Regions from separate parts of the Mus musculus genome. Here regions 1 and 3 are each linked to region 2. The links are chromatin loops, found by intact Hi-C in ENCODE. Cell type or tissue: left cerebral cortex. All regions are shown on one strand. Each heading gives the region's core, and the rest is flanking DNA. Links, peaks and the distances in the headings are about the cores only.

The links. Hi-C counts contacts between places; a loop is a spot of excess contacts. Peaks named below come from ENCODE experiments on the same cell type or tissue, not always from the same donor. Only the 100,000 strongest peaks of a DNase experiment are listed, where the experiment ranks them.
Region 1: it touches region 2 in a loop (4-fold over the local background); 6 of 42 quality-filtered maps call a loop at or near these places.
Region 3: it touches region 2 in a loop (2.5-fold over the local background); 8 of 42 quality-filtered maps call a loop at or near these places.

The regions. Positions count from the first base shown.
Region 1 is chr5:64,090,231-64,095,590 of GRCm38, reverse strand. It overlaps Pgm2 (phosphoglucomutase 2), which reads right to left and starts at 2,652. Exons shown (of 14, transcript NM_025700.3): 1 at 2,503-2,652. The coding sequence starts at 2,607. In left cerebral cortex, for the core only: no CTCF peak of the experiment used is centred there; a DNase peak (open chromatin) is centred at 2,684; H3K4me3 peaks cover 2,324 bases; H3K27ac peaks cover 1,080 bases.
Region 2 is chr5:63,966,056-63,971,415 of GRCm38, reverse strand. Rell1 (RELT-like 1) reads left to right here and starts at 2,519. Exons shown (of 7, transcript NM_145923.4): 1 at 2,519-2,770. The coding sequence starts at 2,683. In left cerebral cortex, for the core only: a CTCF peak has its summit at 2,738; DNase peaks (open chromatin) are centred at 2,469, 3,408, 3,667 and 5,053; H3K4me3 peaks cover 2,471 bases; H3K27ac peaks cover 1,484 bases.
Region 3 is chr5:64,067,129-64,072,488 of GRCm38, reverse strand. No RefSeq gene overlaps it. Among named protein-coding and RNA genes, the nearest start is that of Pgm2, 23 kb to the left of the region's middle. In left cerebral cortex, for the core only: a CTCF peak has its summit at 2,250 (motif pointing left); DNase peaks (open chromatin) are centred at 1,530, 2,196 and 4,845; H3K27ac peaks cover 355 bases.

The DNA.
Region 1 (5,360 bases), core at 301-5,300, 120 kb before region 2:
CATGGGTGGCTCTGCAACCTTTTAGCTGGTGGGAGGTCCCCTGAAGAATGAATAGGTCCTTCCCAGAGAGGCACCCATCTCCAGTTAAAGGAACTGAGAGGGGCTAAAGTCAGCTCCATCAGTTAACTGCTGGCTATGCAAGCTTTAAGACCCAAGCTCAAGTCCCCGGCATGCACTAGCCAGCCCGGCCAAGCAGAGCTCATCTGTAAATCTAATGCTGGAGGTAGACAGACTATGTATGCATAGAGTGGGTGGTTCAGACAATTTAGAATTTAGCCAATCGGCTCCTCGTTCAATGAGAGTATGCTTGGGCCAAGGAGTGGCACTATTAGGAGGCCTCGTTGGAGGAAGTGTATCACTGTGGGGGTGGGCTTTGGGGGATCTTCCTCCTAGATGCCTGGAAGACAGCTTCTGTTTGCCTGCAGAACAAGATGTAGAACTCTTAGCTCCTTCACTAGCACAGTGCCTGCCTACATGCGGCCATGCTTCCTATTATGATGATAATGGACTGAACCTCTGAAACTGTAAGCCAGCCCCAATTAAATGTCCTTTATAAGAGTTGCCTTGGTTATGGTGTCTCTTCACAGCAACAACTAACTCTACCCTAGCTAAAGCAGAATGAATGAGGAAGGTACTTTCAGCCTCTGGCCTCTCTGCACAAACATGCACCACAGGTGCCCACACAGCTACACACAAGCACATGAACACAGACACAGCCATACACCACAAAGACACACCTCGGATTGGGAAAAGAACATTGAAGCATCTCCAGAGGAGAAAAGGACAAGTTTCCACGGAGGTACCGTGGACATCCAAGACAGATTCCATGTTCTACAGTAATTACATTTTCTGCTCACTTCTGAGCCCATCTGTGAAGTACCTTCTGAAGACCAATAGATCCCAGGCTCTGATGGGATCAAAGGGTCCCTCCTTTGATGGATCCATAATATGCCGGGATTATGAGGAGGTGACAAATGGTGGGAACTGGGAGCAAGTTGGAGAATCGAGGATACTGGGACTTGTCACAGGATGGTATATTTCCTCAATGGCCTCTTCCTGTATTCCCCCTTTCTCTGCTCCTTAGCCAACAGCTCTGCTACTCCTTTCTACCATGAAGGATAAGAGCATCTCAGAGTGTGAGCAGAGCAGTTCTTTCCCGCCCCTTCAGTCTCTGTCAGACACTTAGTCAAGTGGTACAAGAGCCCAATAACACACACAAGACTTCTTAGCTGAGGTGTTAGGACAGCTACACAATGCAAGTTATTAAGTGATCAGAAATGGAAACAGTTTCCTCCCCTTAAACATCCTGGAATGCTTTATGTTTCCAGGAAAAAAAAAATCCACAACAAAGCAAAACAAAACCTCCCATGAGGCGCTAGCACTGCCATCCTGTTTCCAGGATGGCCTGACTATTCATTTTCTAGGTGTGAGCGAGCAAAGGCCTCTGCTGAGCCTTCCAGCCTCTATCCAGTCACCAAATGTTTCAGGGACCAACTATAGACATGCAGTACGGCACTACGGTACTACGGTACTATAGACCACGGAAAGCAGCAGAGACACACAGCACCAGCTACATAATTTTCAGGGGGGGCCAGTGCACAATTAGAACGAAAGACTCCGTGTTTAACAATAGAGAATCTCAAAGTAGTGCTTTAAAATACGGCTTGGGCCCTTCCCTGAGTACAGGTTCAGTGGATCTGCGTGGGTCTCACCTCCTGAAGTCAGCCCTGGATACCGACAAATTTTAAACAAACAAGCCTGTAAGGGATTGTCTTTCAATTCCAGGAAGAGCAGGGAACCAAAGGCCTGGGCTGTCTAGAGAGAGAGTTTGAGTTGCACTTGGGAGACAGGAAAGATCCGCTAAGTTCACACAGGAAAAACGACAAGAGAAATAAAGTCAGCAGAACACCGGCAAGAGGAACATTGCGGGAAAGCAACAGGACACGCGAAAGCACAGGTCAGAGAGAACTTGTAGAGGGCAAAGGAAGTGATGTCCGGAGCTGGCCGACTGACTAAGACATTACAGGGGAAAGGCGCAGCTGGGGCCAAAGCGTTCCCTGTCACCTTCCCAGTGGAGTGTATGTTCTCTGGAAAACTCCCTGTCAGCCTGGCCCATCAGGGACCCGGTAGTATCCATGAAATCAGAAAAGGTGGTCTGGACTGTGGAGAAGTCCAGGTCCCGGGAAAGGCGGGACAGAGCGGATTCTGAATGGATGAAGATGCTCAGCCCATCACAGAACCTCAAAAACCTTCTCGTGCGTGGACTACCCCGGGTCCCAGGCCCGCTACATTCACTCTCCACCCCACTCCCCGCCCCCCAGCTCGCTCCTCTACCGGGTCTAGCAGCCGGGCGAGCCACACAGCTGTCTCCAGTCCCGCAACAGCTTATGCCGAGCAGGCACCGTGTGGCGAGGCAGGGAAGGAAAGAAGGAAGCTGGGCCCGGCTCCCTGCCGGACAAGCCACGGCGCCCGAGAACCGAAGAGCCGGAGATCGGCCCTTACCTGGTCCCAACGCAGCCACTGCGCGGTCTCCTGGTCCAGTCGCGCGTCCATACCCAAGCCACTGCCTTCCGGAGCCGGTGTCTCTGTCGGTGTCGCCGCCGCCATCCCGCAGCAGTCACAACCGGGCGGAGGAGGCCGGGTCACCCTTCTGGAGGGGCGGGGAGAGGGCGGGGAAAGAGGCGTAGTCAGAGAGCCGGAGGGAAGAGGACGTGCAGCAGCCCCGCCCGGTTCCAGACTCGCCATTAGTGGGTGTGCTTCCCGGAGGGCCAGGCAATTGGGGAGTGCTTTGTTGTTAGGAGAGCTGGAGGCTCGCCTTACTCTAGTCTCCTAGGCCCTACATACCCAGGGTCCTCCAGCAAACATCAAGTATGCATTTGGTGCCCATCACACCTGAGATGCTAGTCTGACTGCGCTGGGAAGCAGAGCACATTGGCGCAGGCCAGTAGCCACATGGCAGAGGCAGGCAGGTCTCTGTGAGTTAGAGGCCAATCTGATCTACATAGTGAACTCTAGACTAACTAGGGGTACATAGGGAGATCCTATCTCAAAATGTAAATTAAATTAGAGAATAGCAGAGGGGGAAACAAATCTTGAAAAAGAAGAGCCAAGTGGGAAATAAATCAAATAGACCAACGAGCCAGAAATGAGATAACACTTGCAAAGACAGTTTATGTCAGAAGAGCAACCGGAAGGACGAGTTGTAATTTCAAGGCACCGGGTCAACTGGATTTTCACACTAGAAAATGTAAAAAGAATGTCGACTCATCCGCCTGAGGTCGCCACACACAAACGAGAATTCCAGGTCAGCTGGGTGATGTATGTGCACACCTGGCTGGGCACGGGGAAGCACAAGCAAGAATGGTTCTGAGCCGCACATGATGCCTTCCTCGCTCCTGCAGTCCCGACTGTTGGGACTGTTGTGAGTTCAGGGCCTGGCCTACAAAGTGAGTTCCAGTTCACCGTGGGTTCCAGTGTGAGATCTCGTCTCAACAAGCAAACAAACAAACAAACAACCCTAAAACGAAAGAAAAAACAATTAAACAAAAAAAATCCAAAGCAGTTAAGAGCACGGGTTGTTCTTCCAGAGCACCTAAGTTTGATTATCAGCACTAGCATGGCTGCTCAGGATGGTCTGAAACTCCAGTTCCAGGGGATCCTGCATCCTTTTCAGACCTCCATTGTCATATATATCCATGGTGCATAGACATGTATGCAGGCAAAATACAAACATACACACACACACACACACATACACACACACAACTTTTTAAAAGGTTTCTAGCAGATTTAGTCGCAAAAAGCTCCAACCATACACATCCAGATTGCCAACAATAGAATGGATAAATATGTAGTGGTATATTCATTCTAAATCATATACATAAATGATGATCGATAAGCCATGAGTTACACAGCCCAGTGAGAATGAAGAACTGTATACAACTTCATGGATGTAGCTCACAACCATCCCATAGAGTGAAAGAATTCAGACCTCTGACAGACATTGGGTCTGACAGACACTGACTAAGAAAAGCACAAAGAAAGAAAACAAATCAGTATTTTCCAGAACTGGATATGGGGATTCACTGCAAAGGTCACTGGGGGTTAAGGGAAGCGACTCTGGGTTTGTGATTTCCTGGATCCAGGTGCTCGTCAAAACTTAGAACCATGGTTACCAGCTATAAGTTATGTCTCAATTTTGAAATTTTAAAAAACTACATTTATCTACGGTGTGTGTGTGTGTGTGTGTGTGTGTGTGTGTGTGTGTGTGCTGTGCCATACATATGGAAATACAAGGATAACTTTAGGAAGTCATTTCTCTTCTTCCACCATAGAGGTCCTAGGGATCGAATTCAGGTTGTCAAGCTTGGTGGCAAGTGCCTTTTGTTGCAGGATATTTAATCATACTCTGAACTCTGAGCTTAAGTTGTTTACTGGAGAAACCTGTTTCTAGTTGTGGTGTGACTCAGTTTTAGCACACACCTTTACACCTTTAACCCCTCTGGCTGGGATACAGACACAACCCTAGTGCTCACCTTTAATCCCAAACAGTGAAGGTAAGGTTAGTTTGTAGAAGGAAGCACCCATGTTTGAAAGTGATGTCTAGTTGAGTGGCAGACAAAGTGATGAATCAGAGAAAGACTTGACAGAACAGAAGAGAGGAAAGAGAGGCTACTTAGGAGAGAACAGTGCAGAGAGAGAAGGGAGAGGGCAGGCTTACTAGGACAGTTATAGAGACAGGTTGTAGAGAGAGGGAGAACAAACTACACACAGGCAAAGACGGAGTTAGTCAACGAGAAAGAGCCACATGACAACAGAGTGTCAGTTAGTATGAGGCCAAGCCAAGCAAAAAGTCAGAGGCTGAGAGAGATGCCAGATTGAATCAGTCAACTTGAAGAGGAGTTTAAGCCAGAACAGCTGAGTCCAACCAGCCAGCTAGAGTTCAGACAGAGTGAGGAGGAGAGATCTTATTCAGCAGCAAGTCTCAGAGGCTGAAAACATTCTAGGCCTAGATAAGACTGTACAGAGGCTAGAAGCTTCCAGAACTGGGCCTAGGTTAGCAGACAGACAGGAGGCAGTAAGTCTCAGAGATGACAATTACACCAGGCAAATAAAAGATACTTTTACAGCCGTTACTTGCCAAGCCATCTCACTGGTTCATATTTCAATTTAAAAAATTGTTAACATACAAACTACAGGAGAGTTAATCTATGGACATTAGGGGACTGGTTATATTTGGGAAGGAGGAGTTTTGTGTCTGTTCTGCCCTTCTTCCCCACCACAGGAATCAATCAGGGCCTTGCTTGTGCTAGCCAAGCACTGAGCCACATCCTCAGTTCCAGGCCCTCTCTCTCCACCTT
Region 2 (5,360 bases), core at 68-5,067:
GGCTTAAATAAGACAAATCTCTGTTTAAAAAAATCATAAAGAAGTTCCTTAGCAGAAATTCAAGTTCCTCCAGGGTCAGCACTTCTTGAAATCAAAAATGTGCTCAGGGTGGCCTCCCTGCTGAAAACTGCACCCTGCTTACAAGCTTTGTCACTTTAAACTAGTCAATTGCTTAATGGTGTGAGGTTGACCTCTGACCATTCAGAGTGAGGCGCAGGACCCCTTTTGTTTAGGAATAAAAACCCTGCAGGGCAGCCACTGGGTGTGCTTGCCAGCTTGATCTGGCCTGGCTTCATACCCTTCTGCTGAGGCAAAACTTTTGGTGTTGCCAAAATGCTTTGGATTGTGTGCATTTCCCTGGGACCCCAGACCCCTTTCCGGCACTTAGCTCAGTATTTCCAATGAGTGATGCAGCTGGTTTGGTGACTGTTGATAATTTGTCCTTCAGTTTCTAAGCCCAGGATTCTCTCCTCTAATAGTTAGATAACCACATGAATGTTTGTTCTATTGCTTACTTTGTAGGGTTTACTATTGCTGTGATGAAACACTGTGACCAAAACAACTTGTGAGAGTGTCTTAGTCACTGTTCTATTGTTGTGGAGAGACACCATGACCATAGCAACTCTTATAAAGGACAACAATTTATTGGGGCTGGCTACCGTTCAGAGTTTTAGTTCATTGTCATCATGGCTGGAAGCATGGTGGCATGCAAACACCCGTGGAGAGGCAGCTGAGCGTTCAGATCCTCAGGCAGCCTTAAACCAGTATGCCTGGCTTGAGCTTCTGAGATATCAAAGCCCAATCCCCAGGGACTTACTTCCTCCATCAAGGCCACACCTCCTAATAGTGTCACTCTCTGGGGACAAGCATTCAAACACAGGAGTCTATGGGAGCCAGTCCTATTCAAACCACCACAGGGAGGAAAGGGCTTGTTTGGCTTACACTTCCACGTTGCTGTTTAATTATCAGAGGAAACAAACCGGGAACTCAAGCAGGGTAGGAGCCTGGAGGCAGGAGTTGGCCCCCAGACCGTGGAAGGGTGCTGCTTATTGGCTTTGTTCCTCGTGGCTTGGACAGTCTGCTTTCTTACAGAAACCACAATCGGCTGGGCCCTCCCCCATCAATCACTCATTAAGAAAAATGCCCTACAGACTTGCCTACAACCTGATCTTATGGAGATATTTTTTTCCAATTGAGGTTCTCAGACAAATCTCTAGTTTGTGTTGAGTTGACAAACAAAACAAAACAAAACAAAAAAAAAACTGGCCAGCACAATGTCTTTCCTCTGCATTCTTTCTCAGACCTTTCCCTTTGATACATTTGTCAGACTACAGGATGTGCCACAAATTGTGCATAGGATCCATAGTTCCTGTCTTTGACTCAAAGGGCAGGGCCTCCAACCTTCAGCTTCTCTCCCTGGTAATTCTCACATCATTGCTATTTGTAACAGAAGGGTGGAGGGTGTTAGAGAGGAGAAATAACTCCCCCTTGAGCATTAGAGGCCACCAGTCAGTTTACAGAAGGGGCTGAAGACCCACCCTCCATTCAGCTCACATCTGTCAGGACTGGGCTTTAAGGACCTTGTGTGGAGTCTCCACGGATTAGTTAAAACGAGGCTATTGGTTAGTTAAAAGGAAGCTAGTCAGAAAAAGGTACATTCCCCTTTAACAACTACTTCTGCCCTCTTAGTGCATGCTGTCCTTGAGCCAGGAGCTGAGATTAAACCTGCAAGCAAACACTGGAGATACATGGATCATGGTGGCCCAGGTCATGCAGACTTCATGAGCTCACTTCCTGGCCGGTGACATGGGGATAATACTCACCTTACCGAGCTGATGTGAGGATATGAAGACAGAAGTGACTGGAAAGTTGAAGAATTGTTCCAGGGGAGTGTTTGCAAGATGATTAAAACAAAACCCAGTCCAACGCAAGCAAACAACCAGTGTGTGGGGACGTGTTCCTCAATAGAAGTAGCTTAGACAGAATGGGATGGGGACAATTAAAAAAGTTTTTTTTTTTTAATTTATTCTCCTTAATGTTTAAACGATCAACCATGACTTTGAACGTAGCATTCCTTCCTAGACCACTAACGAAGGTTAATTAACTGGGTAAAGACTCCGATTGAGAAAAAAAAAAAAAACATCGCGCCATTCTGAAACTGCTGGTCCTGTCTGCTCTCCATCCTGGGCTTCCTGGCCTAACCTCTGCCTTCCTCTTCCCGCATCTGACTAGTCCCAGGACCCAGGAGAAGGGAGTAACCCGCCCCAGCCTGAGGCTCCCGCGCAGACCCGCCACTTGGCTGGGCAGGGTTAGCCCGCCCAGCAGAGGAGGCGGAGAGGGTCAGCAGTGGGCGGGGCTCGGGGTGGGGCCACGGCTTGGGCGCGCGGCTGACGCGACCCAAGGGTTTAGAGGGGAAGCGGGAGTGACAGGAGAGGCGCGGCCTGGACTCGGGGGCGGGGTCATGCGTGCGGAGGCGGGTCCAGGCTTCAAGGGACCGGGGCGCGGCGATCAGGGGCGGGGCTTCCGTGCGGTGGGCGGGGTCCTGGCGGGTCCAGGCTGAGCGGGTAGGGGCTCGCGGGGGCCGAGCTCCTGCATTCAATCCACCCGGCAGCCCTCGAGCTGCACCGTCTACCCCGACCCGGGACGCCGCGGCCGGGGCGAGGAGGGCAGAGGGACGCGGCGATGGCTCTGTGGGGACTCCCGGGGTCCGCTGTGCTTGCTGCTTCAGTGTTCGTGGGAGGCGCTGTGAGTTCGCCGCTGGTGGCCGCCGGTGAGTGCTTTGGTCCTGGTCGGGACGCCTGGTGAGTTGGGTCTGCGCACGGAAGGGAGCCAGGGGCTCGACGAGTCGGTCGAGCCCACAACCCCGCCGCGCCCTGAGTTGCGCGCGCCCTGCTGTGCTACCGGATCTGGCTCTGAACATCTGGGTGTCCCGGGGTGGCCCGGGCAGGGTGCGGCGCGCAGCGCGGCTCCAGTCCTTCCCCACCCGCCTGCCGGGGTCCCGCCTTCCCTCCCCGCCGCTTCTAAAAAACGGCGGGACCCCAACTCGGATTCTTCAGGATGTCGCTTTCCTGGGATGCCTTCTCCCTAGCCGTGGACCCCTTTCTACTGTCCTGGTCCTCAGAGGCCTCACCAGGCGAATATCTTGACACCCGGGATAGGGTTCTGCTTTCCAGCCTCCTTCCTCGCTTTATTTTCTTCTTTCCTTTTCATTATGTTAAAGCCTTGAAAGTGCCAGTCTTTGCAGGTGGTTATGGATTCTTTTAGTAAGTCGGGAATTTCTCACTCCTTCCCATACATGCTGGATAAATTAGGCCGGGAAAGAGGAAAGACATCTATAATGTATACTGCTTTTTCTTTGTATCAAATCCTGTCATCACAAAAGGAACCTCTGTGGTCGGGGTGGAAGCCACCAAGCCGAGACGCTGAGTGCTGTCTTCAACTACAAGCCATCAGCGGGAGTTTCTAACTGAAATCTAAGAGGTCTACCTTTTACTTAAGGACGCCTTTGCCTTGTGCTCCTGTTTTTATAAGGCACACACCAGGGATTCTTAATAATTGTTTCCCCCTCTTAATTGCCACCTCGCTGCAGTACTTAAAAAAAAAAAGTTAAGCCTTCCTGGCCGTTTGGGGTTACCACAGGCTGATTCTTACGTCAGCAGGCTCTGCCAAGCTTGCCTTCAGGGGTGGCTCCTCTTCAGGCCCAAATAATAAGCAGCTGGAAGGCTTCCAACGGTGACTGTCTTCTCTATAAAATATACGTGCTGCTCTTCTTTTTGGAGAATGTTCTAGTCACTCGGAGCTTTGGAGCCTGCTTCTCATTTGTCCTTTACTTTTTCATGGGCATCAGAACGAGCTAGCAAGGGAACAGGATAGATAGACGATGTGTCTCCTGGGTATTTATTAGCAGATCCGCATTTCCTTCAGCCATCTACCCAGGGGAAAGGGAAGCTGGTGACTCGTTCTATTGGATGGGAGATTTTCCCGTGCATCCTGGGCTTCTTTCCCGAGACTTGTAACTACAACATAGTTTCAACGTAGATTGGAGACTGCAGGTAGTAAGTGGTATCACTTGTTGCAGAGTTTGGAACAATAACAGAAAAGATGAACCTGGGAGCAAGATTGTTACAGTTTAGTAAGTGAGGCATGTAACCAGCCATCATCAGGAGAAATCCATTCCTAGAGTGGGTTTTTGTTTTGCTGGGTTTCTGAACAACATCCGGGTGTCAGGCCTGCAATGTGACTGAAGAAAGTTCTACGGAGTGGTGCTATTAGTAACCTTTTATGAGTGAAAGTTAGTGCTTAAAAAGAATGAAGTACCTAAGGTGGAGAGGATAGAACTTCCAGTTTGTTGGCTGGCTTAGGGCCTGTATCAAGAGATGAGCCTGGAACATCTGGCAGCTGATCTCTTTGGACTCCAAGTCCAGAAGTAGGAAGAAGGAGATGGCATCTGATAGAGACAGCCTGCCGTGTGCTTTAGCTGGGTGCTTCATGTGTATTTTAAAACTTATTCCTCATGACCCAAGATGTGTTTATTCTCTGTAGATCAACTGAGGCCTGTCATTACATAGGCACTGTATCAGTAAGCATTGGTTGGGTGGGGTGGGAGGTAGGGGGAAGGGAGAGGGGGGTGGGGGGTGGGGGGATAAATACAGCCTGTTTGGTTTTAAATTCATCATCTTTCTACTGTCCCCCATGCTTCCCAGAGAAAATAGAGGATAGGTCAGCCTCAGCAACCTGACTTAAATTGTAAGGTAGTTAGTTCTAAGATGCCCAAACATCACATCAGGAGTATGTAGTCATCTGAGCCATACAGTGGAGAACCGACAGAGAGCTTCTCAGAGGGTGGGTGGCAGTCTCTATCACTTCCTTTTTTTTTTTTTTTTTCTTTGAGACAGGTTTTCTCTGTGTATCCCTGGCAGTCCTGGAACTCACTCTGTAGACCAGATTGGCCTCGAACTCAGAAATCCGCCTGGCTCTGTCTCCCAAGTGCTGGGACTAAAGGCATGCGCCACCACTGCCAGGGCTTCACTTCCTTTACTGTAAGCCATCTAGACAGTGGCATTAGAAGCTACTTTGCAAGTAACAGAGCTGCTTTTCCAGGTCCTGCCTTATTTATGTCCTTGAGTTCTCTGGTGACTTGTCCTCCTTGGTCTCCGTTTCTTACCTCTCCTGTCACTGGGCACAGCCCTTGAGTAGAGAGATGGGAAAACAGTTCCAGGGTTGGAGCTGTGAGGGATGCACAGTCCCTGGGCTCTGTGGGCATCCAGCCAGCCTCAGATTCCTCATTTAGATGTTGAAGATATGTTTGATTAAACTCTGGGTTCTCTTTTGGCTGGACAGCTGCTTAGCTGAATGTCCAC
Region 3 (5,360 bases), core at 301-5,300, 100 kb before region 2:
TGCATCTATTTCCATTAAACTGTCTTTATTATATTCTTTGGAAGCTCAAGATTCCACAGGATCTTAAGTGACGTGTTAACCTTTTGCTCTTTATATGTAATGTAATGTATTGTGGGAGTAAAACATAATATGCATAGTTTTCAGGGGGAAAAAGCATCTTTTCACTTTCGAATCCCTTATTTCTAAGGAGCGATGTTTTGCCTCCTAGTCATCAGGGACTATAGCAAGCCTTCAAGCCAGCACATCTGTTTGCAGAGACTTTATGGTCTAATTACCCAGATGTTCTGTTGAGAGCTCTCCTCAAATTTAAGGTTGACATAAATATACATTTGGAACTAGAGAGAAAATATGGTATTTTTCATACTTATGTAGCCAAGTGCATTTTAGTGACAATTTTCATATTTTACACATCTTTTTATTGTTTGTATTGTCATTGTTCTTCCCAAAGCATTTTTTAAAATGTAATTTTTTTACACATGGGTAGCAATTAAAACATACATGGTTTTTGTATATTTGGAGTGCATGCACTTGTGCCTGTGTGCATCCATGTGTATGTGTATATGTGTGCACATGTGCACATCTTTCAGAGCACTCAAGTGGGGGTCATAGCATCAGCCTTGTCAGAAGATGCCATTAACCATAGAACCAGATCCCTGGTCCATGGATGGCAGCTTCAGAAATTGAACTCTAGCTGATAAGGAATTATCTTGACAATAGAAATGTTGATATAATAGATGATATTATATTAGGTTACAGTTTACTCTTATATAGCGTATCCCCAAGTAGAAATGAAAATGGGATAGAAAAATAAATTTACATAGGAAATTTCTTCATATTAAAAAGATACCTTTTAGGGATACATAAAACATTTCATGTTTATCTTCATAATCCCAGAACTCAAGAGACTGAGGCAAGATAATTATTGTGAATTAGAGGCTAGCTTCAGCTACATAGTGTGTTTACACACATACACTCACATCATATATATATATGTATATATATTAAAAGGCATAATTTTCTTTCTTTTTTTAAAAGTTAAATTTTTATGTGTATGTTTCTATGTCTATAAGCATTTATTTTACATGTATTCAAATGTCTATGAAGGCCAGAAGAAGGCAGTAGTTCTCCTGGAGTTGGAGGAGTCACAGATGGTTATCAGATTCCTGATGTGGGTGCTGGGAACTGAACTTGGATCCCCTCAGAGAGCATCATGTGCCCCTAACTGCTAAGTTAGCTCACTACCCAGGGGTTATTTTCTTTCAAAGTGATTCATTGCAAACCACAATTGTGTGCTTTATGAATAAGAATAAAACCCTCTTCAATGTACAAATGAAAAGCTACTGCCATAAATTCTACCAACTAAAAATCTATTTTTGTATCTCATGTTAGTTTGAAATCTTTGTAAAAGATTCCAGCTATTTTATTATTTCCTTTTCTTTTAATGATGACTTGAAATTTTACCGGTTCTGAGTGGAGAAACAGATTTTAGTTGGCTCAAAAATGGGTTTGTCTGCCAGCAAGATGACTCACTTACAAACACACTTGCCACCGAGCTAGATAGTCTGAGTTTGACTCCCAGAAACTAAGGTAGAAGGAGAAAACTGACTCTCACAGGCTGTCCCTGACTCAAACACACACACACACTTCTCCAGGGAAGAGCCCCCAAATTGGTTATCCAGTACCAAGTGATCAACACTGAAGTCACATACATACTATTAGCATTTTATGGGTTAAGCAGGTTGAATTTATATATTTAGGAATGTATGTATGAATATATATATATACACAAAGAAAAAAGGACATGATTTTGAGAGAGAGAGAGAGAGAGAGAGAGAGAGAACAAGAGCAAGCAAGATGGATGAGGTGGTTTGGTTTGGAGGAAGGAAAGAAGAGAATGATGTCATTATGTTTTAAGTTTTAATTTTGTACTCTTCATTATTCATTGAAGAACAAAACATGAACAGCAGGAAATGTAATCCAGCTAAAACCGGAAGTGATTTTGAGGTCAATCTCTATGCTGAGCTTTCCCGGTCTGTGTCTACTCTTTTCACAGCTGGGTAAACTGGGTTTTAAACAGCCCCCTGATTTGTCTTAAATCACACTTGCAGCAGCAATGAGTCAGATCTGCCAAACAGTTCCAGACTTACTATAGGATGGGGATCATCTTACTGGTGAGGTCCTTAGTGGGGCTTTAGCATGCCTTTTCTAGTTGGCTAGCTGGGAGGCACTGTTGTACAGGAAAAGCATGGAGAAGGGTGGAGGTGAGATCTGGCTTTTGCCACCTGGTGGCAGATCGTGGCAAATTACCAGCGGAATTAATGGGAACAGTGACCAAGAGTCAGGAGCTTAGAAGACATGCCCAGGGCTTCAACTCATAGTCATGGCCATCATTATGAGGAATATATTTTCATTGGGAATAATGTACTCTAGTGGTATGCTTTTAATATTAACTACATATTTTATTATTAACTTCTCATTGATGCTTTAATTCTCCATGTTTCCCTACATTCTCAGCAGAAGATCTCTTGGTATCCTCAGTTTCCCTCATTTGCAGCAGGAGGGAGAAACTGAACAAAGCTTTTACCGTCCACGTGCTCGAGAGCTAAAGAAAAATAAATATTGGCCCCTCAAAGGAAAGTCTTTCAGTCAGAATTATCTGCATCAGCCTTCTACAAGGCAGATCACCCTACAAGGCACATAGATATAGTTCCCAGTCCCCTAGTATGCACTCAAAATACTGAACCGAGAAATGATTGTCAGGAGTTGCAAACTGGTGGGGGCATGCATAAATGACAGTAAAATAAACATTTCCAAATGAGCAGATAAGAGTAGGAGAAAAGTCATTTGGATTCACACTTCATAGACGTGCTAAAGTCACTTCAAATGGGCCAGAGAGTTCAGTTTTATTGAATTGCAGTATGCTGAAATAAAATCTCTCATGAAAAACATCCTAACAAATTGAGTACAGCTGTGGAGAGAAGTATTTGAAAATTTGAGCAGCACAGGCTGTGAGCACAGAGAGGTGCAATCCATATACACTCAGTAAGATGAATGTATGAACACATATAGTATATTCAAACCAACAGGGGAAGAAATGGCTGAATGGTGGGAACACTTGACAACACCTGACTCATTTGCTACGGAGTCTAACCACACACAGATGTAGAAACCAACAGGCAGAAAACACTCCGTAGCTAATTCAAGGTGATATGGAGCAAGGCATGAAGAACATTGTAGAAAGGAAATTCATGAGGGGGGGGAGTGTTAAATGTGAATAGAAAGAGTGATTTCCAGGGTAGTTGGAGATGCATGTTCGGCATGAAAAAACAAGATATGATGTTAGTAAATCACTGAAGAAGAGATGTATCCCTCTCCCCTTCCCTTCCTTTCCCTTCCCTTCCCTTCCCTTCCCTTCCCTTCCCTTCCCTTCCCTTCCCTTCCCTTCCCTTCCCTTCCCTTCCCTTCCCTTCCCTTCCCTTCCCTTCCCTTCCCTTCCCTTCTTCCCCTTCTTCCCCTTCTCCTTCTTCCCCTTCCCTTCTTCCCCTTCCTTTCTTCCCCTCCCCCTTCTTTCCCCTTCCCCTTCCTCTTCCCCTTCCCCTTCCCCTTCCCCTTCCCCTCCCCTTTCTCACTGTATAGCCCAGGCTGGCCTCAACTCAGAATCTTCCTGCCCCAGCCTCCTAATGCTAAGATATACATGTTCACTTTACAGTGTGTTTCAGGTGCTTCTAAGATTCTCCACATCTCACTTCTGGAGAGGTGGCTCAGTGGTTAAGGGCACTTGTTGCTCTTGCAGGGTACTGGGATTCCGTTTCCGTTGTTACCTACATGGCAGATAACAAAGCCTTCTGTAACTCTAGTTCCAGGAGTCCAACACTGTCTATTGGCCTGTCTAGACACTGTATGGACACGGTGCATGCACATACATGCAACGCAAAACACTCACGTACACAATTCATAAATAAGTCTTTTAAAATCTGTACATTCTTTTAAAAATCTTTGTTTTAAAATATGTGTATGTGCATATATGCCATTGTGTGGGTATGTGCACATCCATGCAGGTACCATCAGAGGACAGAGGTATTGGATCCCCTAGAGCTGGAGTTATAGGGAGTTTTGTGCCACCTGACCTGGGAGTTGGAAACTGAACTCAGACACTTCAAGTACTGTTAACTTCTGAGCCATTTCTCCAGCCCTCTTCATATGCTTTAATCTAGTCATTCTGTTGGAAAGATACTCTAAAGGAATAAACTAAAAAGAAACAATATTAGTTGTATAAATATATCTGCCTTGTTTATATTGTATGTAAGCATAAAGAAAAAATGTATCCCATTCAAAACACACGTGATGTATATATGTATATATGTGTATATGTATGTATATACATATATACATATACATATATATATATACACACACATACATATACACATATATGTGTGTGTGTGTGTGTGTGTGTGTGTGTGAACATCATCTTTAGGCACAATAAGTTTATTTGGTCAGGGAAAATACTGAGAATTGTTTCAGTGTCAGAAGTGTGTGTGTACATGTGTTTATGTTGGGGCTTCAACCTAATGTCTGAGGAGTTCTAGGCACTAACTCCTCCATGCTACATTTCCAGCCCTGGTGACTCTTAAGCTGATGAAGAAGCACTGAGTGTGGGCACAGTCACAGGCAATGATTGCTTATTCGGGAGATTTTCTGTCTCATGGTCTGTAGTCCCACCATGGGCAGAGGATTAAGTTGTTTTCTGAAAGTTCCTGGGCAGAGAATGAGGCAGGCAAGAGATGGTGGAGAGGATTCAAGAAGAAATGTCTTGGAGCTGCAGGAACTATTTGAGGGGAATCGATAAGAAGCCAAGAGTTCCTGGAAGGACTGGGCTTGCAGTCACAGTCCCTGAATTTCTGACTTTGTTCCAGTATGAAGAATGTGTGATTCCTCACCCCCTCCCACGTGCTCTGTCACCACCCCAAAGTCACAATGTGGAAACAAAGACAGGGTGGGAGATGGAGTGGAAAAATAAAGAGTGATGTCACAGGTAGAAAGGATGCCCTCGAGCAAGGGAGAGAGGATTGGTGAACCTATTCACCAGGAGTTTGAAGTAACAGAATTAACAGAAAACCAAAAACCTTTCTTTTAAGTAGAAAATTAGCTGCTCATAGATCAGAGGGGAGGTTGAAGAATCAGGCTTAGAGAACAGAAGCCAAGGGACATGAGAAATCATCACCAGAAGGCCACCCTTCTGGAGTGGCTTGCCAGTGTTGCCAAGGGTCCATTTCTGGACTTCCCTTATCTAAACTATCATAAGAACATGTTATTAACTACCCATTGTCTCTGGTGGTCAAGAATTGAGTCCTCAAGCA